Regions from separate parts of the Homo sapiens genome. Here region 1 is linked to region 2. Evidence: chromatin loops called from intact Hi-C (ENCODE). Cell type or tissue: A673. All regions are shown on one strand.

Region 1 (5,000 bases), 110 kb before region 2:
GAGGCCAAGGCAGACGGATCACCCAAGGTCAGGAGTTCGAGACCAGCCTGGCCAACATGGTGAAACCCTGTTTCTACTAAAAATACAAAAATTAGCCGGGCATGGTGGCGGGTGCCTGTAATCCCAGCTACTCAGGAGGCTGAGGAAGGAGAATCACTTGAACCTGGGAGGCAGAGGTTGCAGTGAACCAAGATTGCGCCACTGCACTCCAGCCTGGGTGACAGGGCAAGACTCTATCTCAAAAAACAAAACAAAAAAGTAGTCACTTGTTCTAGCACTTTACAAGTAAAGCTACTCTGATGACACTGGCGCCCCAAATTAAAAATGCCTTTAGAAATGCCTTATTGAGGTGGCTCACGCCTGTAATCCCAGCACTTTGGGAGGCTAAGGTGGGTGGATCACCTGAGGTCAGGAGTTTGAGACCAGTCTGGCTAACGTGGCGAAACCCCGTCTCTACTAAAAAAAATGTAAAAATTAGGCGGGTATGGTGGTGCATGCCTGTAATCCTAGCTACTCAGGAGGCTGAGGCAGGAGAATCACTTGAACCCAGGAAGCGGAGGTTGCAGTGAGCTGAGATCACGGCACTGCACTCCAGCCTGGGCAACAGAGCAAGACTCTGTCTCAAAAAAAAAAAAAAAAAAAAGGAAGAAAGAAAGAAGGGGGGTGGGGCGCGGGTGGGGGAGAGAGAGAGAGAGAAAGAGAAAGAAAGAAAGAGAAAAAGGGGGGAGCGTGGAGGGGGGAGAGAGACAGGAAGGAAGGAAGGAAGGAAGGAAGGAAGGAAGGAAGGAAGGAAGGAAAAGAAAAAAAAGAGAACTAACTGCATTATGCATGTTGCCAAGATGCAAGCTGATCTGTTCGTAGGGTGATCTTGCATCTTGGCAATATGAATAATCATGGTCATTTCAGGCAATAAAGTATTCTGTGTATCAATTCCCCTACTAATACATACAACCACTGTGAACAATAATTTGAGAAAAATAACTTCCTTCAAGGTAACAACTAACTGCTCCATGAATTTTGGAAGGAATAAAACTTTATGTATCTCAGTTAATACATACTAGGGGAATATAAGTATAGAAGTAATCAGCTTATTCAAGATTGTTCCTATAGCTGGTCAGGATAGTATTATTTCAAGAATAATTTTCACACCTAACAGCACAACTCCCCCTATATTAATGGTTTACTCTTTGTGTGTTGATAACTTGTTTATCTTGAGAGCCTGAGAACTTGATTTAAAGGTCTCCTAAGCACCAAATCACTAGAGATGTGAAAAATGTCATGAGAAGATGTAGGTCCTGTGTTTGTTTTTTTCTTGCATAGATTTTCAGTGGATGTAGAATTTGCAAAGGAGAGAGCCCTACCCCCCACACCCCAATTCTCGTCTTTGATGCAGTGCTTCCCAAAGTAGGCAAGGACCACCAATTTCCAAATGACCTGGGGTACTTGTCAAAATGAAAATTCCTAGACTCCCCCCCAGACATTGCCTCTACATCCCAGAATCTGAAACCTAGGAACATCCATTTAAAAAACGAAACTCCCCTTTGCACATTCAAGCTTGTGAATCTCTGCTCTATAGACGTAGAGTGTACATGCTACTCATTTTCACAAAAATAAGTGCCAAAAATGTTCAAAAACATCTTCTTTTCATGGTATCTTCCTATCTTTCCTCCCAGGTAGTGCTGTGACAGTGTCTTAAGTAGGGCATGTTGATAGATGGAAAAGGACGGCAAACTCGAGGTGCTGATTCAGGAAGAAGCAGATTCCAAGATGGAAGAGAAAATATCGAGAGAAATATGCCGAGAGAAGAATCCAGGCAGAATGGAATCCAGGCAGAATGGTGAATGGAAGGTTCGGGTGACCAAGAGAAAGGAAGGGTGACTCAGCAAGTCTGTAGTTTCAGCTCTTGTATAGTACGTTATACTTGAAAAGCTGAAGCCTTTTCTCGGGGAAGAGTCAGAACGGCCTGGAGGGCTTGCTAAAGCGCTGCTGGCTGGGCCCCGCCCGCTGAATGACTAATGGAGACTCTGAGGGCCGGCTGGTAATTTGAGTTTCTAACAAGCCCTGTTTCGATGCTGGTACAGCCGATCTAGGGAAAATATTGGAACAAGGAAAAAACTAAGAAGAAATTTTAAAAAGTAATCAAAGGCGGCCAAGTGAGGTGGCTCACGCCTGTGATCCTAGCGCTTTGGGAGGCCGAGGCGGGCAGATATCTGAGGTCAGGGGTTTGAAGACCAACATGGAGAAACCACGTCTCTACTAGAAATACGAAAACTAGCCAGGCGTGGTGGCTAATGCCTGTAATCCTAACTAGTCAGGAGGCTGAGGCAGAGGAGTCGCTTGAACCCAGGAGGGGGAGGTTGCAGTGAGCCGAGATCGCGCCACTGCACTCCAGCCTGGGCAACAAAGACTCCATCTCAAAAAAAAAAAAAAAAGTAATAAAAAATGACAGTAGTGTACTGTAATATGTATGTTTTCTGCTGCTACTTTTTGTTTTGCATTTTCCTCTTAAAGAGACCAGAAGATGGCTGGGCTCAGTGGCTCATGCCTGTAATCCCAGCACTTTGGGAGGCCGAGGCAGGTGGATCACCTGAGGTCAGGAGTTTGAGACCAGCCTGGCCAATATGATGAAACCCTGTCTCTACCAAAAATACAAAAATTAGCCAGGCGTGGTGGCAGGCGCCTGTAATCCCAGCTACTCGGGAGGCTGAGGCAGGAGAACGGTTTGAACCCGGGAGGCCAAGGTTGCAGTAAGCCAAGATCACGCCATCACACTCCAGCCTGGGGGACAAGAGTGAGACTTCGTCTCCCAAAAAAAAAAAACCAAAAAGAGGGCAGAAGAGAAAAAATAGAAGGAGATATTGGACATCCTAGTCATACCCCATTTAGACTTTGCCTACAGAGGACAATGAAAGAAGGCAGCAACCTTTTCTCTGGGCCCTCCTTGTCTAAACCAAATGCAGATCTGGCAGCCCTATAGTATTGCAAGATCATATTCCTTGGCGTTCTTTGGAGCTAGAGCTGGTGGTGTTTCTCCTCGTGAATGCTGTGCTAACATCCACCTAAAGCGGAAAGAAGACAGTTCTTTAGGATAGCTAGGGCTGATTTGATGTGAGAAAAAGAAATGATGGTGTGACAAGGAATGCGTTTATGCAGCCTTTTCACAGAAAAAAAGTATAAATTATAATTAAATATTTTTAAACCTTCATTTTTAAAAAATTGCAAGAGTAATACAAGTTTATTGCAAATAATTTAGATAAGTAAATTATGCAAAACTAAAACAACAGCTCAGTGTGTTGTATAACTTTTATTGGGCTCTAATTTACCTATCATAAAATTAACCCATTTAAAGTGTACAATTAACTGGTTTTTAGTATATTTGATATTTGAGAGTAATGCAACCATTGCCATTACCTAATTTTAGGACATTTTTATCACCCCAGGAAGTAACATGTACCTCATTAGCAGTCATTCCCCATTTACCCCTCCTCCTAGCCCCTGGCTACTGCTAATCTACTTTCTCTATGAAATTGCCTATTCTGGACATTTTAGATAGCTGGAACCCTACAATATATGGCCTTTTGTGCCTGGCTTATTTCACTTATCATAGTATTTTTAAGATACATCCTTGTTTTGGCATGAATTTCATTCCTTTTTATGGCTGAATAATATTCCATTGAATAGGTATACTAGAGTTTGTTTGTCTATTCATCCATTGATAGACACTTGGGGTGTCTTCCACTTCTTGGTTGTTGTGAATAATGCTGTTGTGAATATTTGATATGGTTTGGATTTGTGTCCCCACCCAAATCTCATGTCAAATTGTGATCCCCAATGTTGGAGAAGGGGCCTAGTGGGTGGGAGGTGATTGGATCATAAGGGCAGACTTCCCTCTTGCTGTTGCTGTGATAGTGAGTTTCACGAGATCTGGTTGTTTAAAAGTGTGTAGCACTTCCACCCTCACTCTGTCTCTCCTGCTGCACCATGTGAAGATTGTGCCTGCTTCCCCTTTGCCGTCTGCCATGATGATAAGTTTCCTGAGGCCTCCCCCAGCCTGTGGAACAGTAAGCCAATTAAACCTCTTTTCTTTATAAATTACCCAGTCTCAGGTAGTTTTTTTTTTTTCAACGGAGTCTCACTCTATCACCAGCCTGTAATGCAGTGACGCGATCTCGGCTCACTGCAACCTCTGCCTCCTGGGTTCAAGTGATTCTCCTGCCTCAGCCTCCCAAGTAGCTGGGACTACAGGCACGCGCCACCATGCCTGGCTGATTTTTTTTTGTATTTTTAGTAGACACGGGGTTTCACCATGTTGGCCAGGATGGTCTTGATCTCTTGACCTCATGATCCACCTGCCTTGGCCTCCCAAAGTGTTGGGGTTACAGGTGTAAGCCACTGCACCTGGCCTCAGGTAGTTCTCTATAGCAATGAGAGAACAGACTAATGCAACATTCATGTACAAGTTTTTTGTATGAACACATGTTTTCAATTCACTAGGTATACACCTACAGTAGATTGCTAGGTTATATGGTAACTTTATGTGTAATGTTTTTGTTTTTGTTTTTGTTTTGGGATGGAGTCTCGCTCTGTTGCCCAGGCTGGAGTGCAGTGGTGTGATCTCGGTTCACTGCAGCCTCCACCTCCCGAGTTCAAGCGATTCTCCTGCCTCAAGCTCCAAAGTAGCTGGGCCTGTAGGTGCGCACCACAACGCCCGGCTAATTTTTTTTGTATTTTTAGTAGAGATGGGGTTTCATCATGTTGACCACACTGGCCTCAATCTCCTGACCTCGTGATCCGCCCTCTTCAGCCTCCCAAAGTGCTGGGATTACAGGCATGAGCCACTGTGCCTGGCCTACATGTAATATTTTGAGCAACTGCCTAAGTGTTCTCCAAAGTGGCTGCACCATATTCAGCTTTGTATGAGGTTTCAATTTCTTTACATCCTCATCAAACACTTGTTATTAGCCATGTTTGTTTGTTTGTTTGTTGTTTTTGTTTTTTTG
Region 2 (5,000 bases):
TGCTGAGAAAATATTTGCTGAATGAATAACAGAGGGTTGATAACCTTTCAAAATCACTGGTTTTTGCAAAGGGTTACTACAGCCACTGCAACCACATCTACCTGTAGAAACAAAATAAAATCAACATGGTGGCACTTTTGGGGCTGCGGAGCTGACCCCATAAGGTTTTCTTATCTTAAGCCTTGTACTGCTTATTGAAGTGGAGGGGAGAGAGAATGGAGGTGCTATCAGGGCAACTCATGACAGAGGTGGGGCCTGGAGGAGAGGAAATGGAGGGCAGAGGGCGGGGGTGTTAACAGGAAATTCCTGTGGGGACCCAGCGGGTGGGACTATTGCCAGGAACTTCATTTAGTTCTGACCTGGAACTGTGGACCAGGGTCCCTTCCTGACTCAAATGCCCATAGGCTGGAGGGAGGGAGGGAGTCTGACCCTATGCCACCCTCTCCCCCTGCCAAAAACATTCCATAGCAATGCAGGACATGTCAAAAGCCATTCTTGACTAAAGGCCACGCACACGATGAGGGAATAAATGCTATAGGCGTTCAGATGAACAGGAGATCACTGTGGCCGGAAGTGGTCAGAGATGGTAAGAAGTGGGATTCAGGTTGGCCTTATGTGATGGGAGAGATTTGCATATGTGGAGAAAAAGGAGCATAGGCAGGAGATAGAGCCCGAACAAAGCACGAAAGTAGAAAAGTACAGCATGTGCCTCTGAGGCCAGCGGTTCTTGGCAAACTCAGGAAAATGAGTAGTCAGAGAAAAGGTGAGACGGGGAGGCTGGGGTCAAGCCCAAGAGATCCATTAATGTCAAGTTAAATTGTTTTTGATTCATCCGTGTTGGATACAGTGAGTTCTAGATTTCTCTTCGAAGAATCAGTATGTCAGTATGTTCAGTTCTTTGTCCTCCATTTTAAAGTTTAACTTCCTCATAGTTTCAGTAAACAACCTTTTCCACCAGTTTTAATCAGTAGTTCACATCTGTTCCCCTGGTCACCTGCTCCGTCCTGACTCATCCCGGTCACCTGCTTTAACCTGAGTCACTCCTGGTCACCTGCTCTGACCTAAGTCACCTTTAGTTACCTGTTCCGTAACTGTCTTTCCCGCCAAACTGCTCACCCCACCACTCTGGCTCATACGCCTGCTCTCTTTAAAATAGTCAATCGGAATTAGCTTAGACTATGCGGTCCAACCCTAGCCAATAGGGGAGCAACACAGCTGTAGGGGCTACCTGCATCAGAAATAAGAACCCCTTCCCCTCCCTTGTTCAGGTGTGCTTTTGCCATTACTCCATCCGTGAGTCGCACCCTTCTATAGAAGTAAAAATTGCCTTGCTGAGAAAATTAAATTTATGTTCGAGTGCTATTTCTTTGTGGCACCGAGGAACAAGCATTTTGCCTCTAACAATCGTATATTTATAAGTACTACCTACATATGAAGTAATGAACAAATGAATAACTCATTATAAAAAAGAACAGAGGGTGAACAGGAAGGAAGGAGATGGCTCCTCTGCTGTTTGAATAATTCTGTCCAATCCAGCAAGGATAAAAGGCTTTAATAGCCTCCCAGGTGCTCCCCTCAATGCCTCTGGGCTGGCAAGCGCCTGTGAGCTGCCATCCACAACTCTGGCAGAGGAGGTGGCCAAGCTCAGACAAAATGTGCAGTAGCTTCTGGGGCATTGAGTGAAAATCTCTAGAAATCTTCTCTCTCCTATCAGCCAATAAAGGGGTTCAACCAAGTGGGTTATCTTGGTAACTTAAGTAAAATAGGCTTTTTATCTTGGGCTAATTTGGTGGGGGGGAGGCTGAGAAGATCCCTGCCTCCAAACTGCCCACACCATTCCTTGATCCAGTGGGGTAATGCCTGGAATTTCATAATCACAGCTTCATGTCTTAGCTAGAAGCTGTGATTGCTAGCATTGAAAGCTGTCATCAGACTATTCTATTCTACCCTACTGTAAATGAAGAATCTGAAAGCAGGTTTTGACAGGAAGGCTGGAGAGGGAAAGAAAGATGTAATCTGAGTACTTAAGGTGGAAGATTGTCAGGGTCACAGGGAGTGGGAGAGACAGCAATGAGAAGAGCTGGAATCGAGACAAACCTTGCCAAGGGCAATTTTGCTGAGTTCTAGCAAGGAAGGAATCCTAAGACCAGTCAGAGTGTCCAGTTATTAACAAAAATATTTCATATACTCAGTCCGATTATGGCATCAGCCAGATGATTTAAATGACTGCATTAGGCAGCTAAATCCATAATCGTTGGCCCCGCTAACACATAGGGAACTTGGCTAATCTTAACATTAGCAGGTTGCAGCGCCTCGTCAACAGCTGCCTGCTACAGAGTGTGACTGATGCTGTTCTCAAGATCCCAAGGAGGCCCAGGGAGTTCAGGAGGATGGAAGTGTTCATTCTTATTATAAAATCCCCTGAGAACAGCAGGCTGTTTAAAGGATCAGTGTGTGGGCCATTTTTCTTCTGAGGAACTTGCCTTACAGTCTCATGCTGCATATTTCCCGGTCATAATAGTTTGGAGAAAAATATTGCTAAATGGCTGCATAAACAATTTTAATTGGCCTGGGCTCCCAAAATGTGCTATTTTTGTTCTGCTGCCAAGCTTGCTTTTTTACTAGCTAATTATGCCCAGCATTTAACTTTCGGCAAAAAAACAGGAAATAGGGCATTCATTACTCGAGTGACAACTTTTCAACAAGCCCACATTTCAACATCCATTGTGTAATTTCCTCTCCCTAGCTTACAGTTAGTTGTTCCACCAGGCCTTTGGAAACAAACAGCTCCTTCAGTGGGGGCTGGTAGGGGCTTTATTCAAGTCTAAATGCTCTCCTATCTCCAACACAGGCAGAGGGACAGGCTTCCATGAGCCACCAGTGCCTATGGGGTGGGTCTCTTTCCTTGTTTGGGCTCCTCACAGAAATCCCCCAACTGGGGTTTCTGCTGGTCTCAATTTGCTGCCAGATTGGGCTCTATCGTCAGGAGCTGGGCTGTGCTTGTTGTTTATGTGGCACCCAAGGTGCCTGGGGAGTCAGGCAACACTCAGAGGGATGCTCTCTTGTCCCTTGAGGAATCCTAAGAGACAGTGAATCCCAGTTTGTTAGGCATTAACTCCTAGAAAGTGCTGTAAAGCCATGTCTTATTATATGATCCATTTTAAATGTATTATATGATCCATTTTAAATTTATTATATGAAAACATTGTATTGTAAAGTATACAACATACCTAGAAAGTACACAGCTTATTAAGTGTATAGCTCATGAATTTTCTTTCTTTTTTCTTTCTTTTTTTTTGAGAGGTCTCTGTTGCAGGCTGGAGTGCAGTGGCATGATCTCGGCTCACTGTACCTCTGCCTCGGGGGTTCAAATGATTTTCATGCCTTAGCCTCCTGCACAGCTGGGACTACAGGCGCCTGCCACCTTGTCTGGCCAATTTTTGTATTTTTAGTAGAGATGGGGTTTCACCATGCTGGCCAGGCTAGTCTCGAACTCCTGATCTCAAGTGATCCGCCCACCTCGGCCTCTCAAAGTGTTGGGATTACAGGCGTGAGCCACCGTGCCCGGCCTCATGAGTTTTCATAAAGCAAACACCATGCGACTACCATCCAGATCAAGAATAGGTTATTACCAGCACCCCAGAACCTCCAGCACTTCAAGAGTTCCACCTAATCACTGCTTCCTCTCTCCTCCCCAAAGTAACTGCTATCCTGACTTTTAATACTATAGTTTAGTTTTAGGTGTTTAAACTTTATATAAATGAAAGTATATAATACAGTTTATGAGAGGGTATATATTTTAATATTTGGCTTATTTTGTTCCACTTTGTTTTGTTGCTTATAGCTATACTTCATTCATTTTCATTATGACAGAGAATTCTCTGTATGCGTATAACACAAGTTATCAATTTTATTACAAATGGACATTAACGATTTTATTATAAATGGACATATGGATTGTTTCCAGTTTGTGGCTGTTCTGTTTTTTTGTTTTGTTTTGTTTTGTTTTTAAGAGAAAGAGTCTCGCTCTGTGGCCATAATGCAGTGGCAAAATTATAGCTCACTGCAGCCTCCAACTCTTGGGCTCAAGGGATCCTCCCACCTCAGCCTCCCAAGTACCTACCACTACAGGTGTATGCCACCATACCTAGCTAATTTTTTGTGTTTTGTAGAGATCAGGTCTCACTATGTTGCCCAGGCTGGTCTCAATCTCCTGGCCTCAAGCAATCCTTCTGCCTTGGTCTCCCAAAGTGCTGGGATTATAGGTGTGAGCTACCACACCTGGCCCGTGGCTGTTCTAAATAATGCTGCCATAAATATTCCTGTGTGTGTATTTTAGAGTACACGCACACACATTTCTGTCGAGCGTCAACTAAAAGTGGGCTTGTGGGTCATATACACAATGTATAAACACTCAATTTTTACAGCTTCAGCAAAACTAATTTCAAAAGGGTGTATGTGAGTTGCCATTGCTCCACTTCCTAACCAACACTTGGTATTGTCAGTCTTTTAAATTTTAGCCATTTAGGTGGGTGTGTAGTGGTATCTCAGAGTTGTTTTGATTTGCTTGTCCTTGACTATTAATGAGGATGAACACTTCATATGTTTATTAATGATTGGATTTAGAATGTGATAAAGATTGAAGAACCACATGGTTGAAGTCAGAAAAATGATACTTCAATGGAAGAGGAGATTGCCTAAACGTCCACCTTCCTGAAGTTCTGGTATTGACCAATAAGGAATTATAGAACCCTCATGCTGCACTTACAGCTGTGCTAGGCAATGTGGGAGAATCAAAAAAGCCCATTACCCTATGTGCAGTTCCTTGCTGTTCTCTCTAAGCAACATATCATCCGCATCTTTCTATGTAATTAAATATCCTACAACATCATATTTAATAGCTACATTGTATTCAATCATATAAGGTATTATTATTTAGCCAATCTTCTGTGGGTTCCAATTTTTCACCATTATTGGCAATGATATGCTGAAAATTCTTG

What was found. Hi-C counts contacts between places; a loop is a spot of excess contacts. Peaks named below come from ENCODE experiments on the same cell type or tissue, not always from the same donor. Only the 100,000 strongest peaks of a DNase experiment are listed, where the experiment ranks them.
Region 1: a loop joins it to region 2, with 5 times the contacts of the local background. A loop is called at or near these places in 2 of 110 quality-filtered maps.

Annotation. Positions count from the first base shown.
Region 1 is chr11:34,042,049-34,047,048 of GRCh38, reverse strand. LOC101929918 (a long non-coding RNA gene) reads left to right here. Exons shown (of 3, transcript XR_931177.3): 3 at 1,674-2,462. Among named protein-coding and RNA genes, the nearest start is that of CAPRIN1, 7.2 kb to the left of the region's middle. In A673, no CTCF peak of the experiment used is centred here; DNase peaks (open chromatin) are centred at 738, 1,948 and 2,978; H3K4me3 peaks cover 1,209 bases; H3K27ac peaks cover 4,631 bases.
Region 2 is chr11:33,928,245-33,933,244 of GRCh38, reverse strand. No RefSeq gene overlaps it. Among named protein-coding and RNA genes, the nearest start is that of LMO2, 39 kb to the right of the region's middle. RefSeq lists a cis regulatory region at 211-360. In A673, no CTCF peak of the experiment used is centred here; a DNase peak (open chromatin) is centred at 2,564; H3K4me3 peaks cover 1,233 bases; H3K27ac peaks cover 2,747 bases.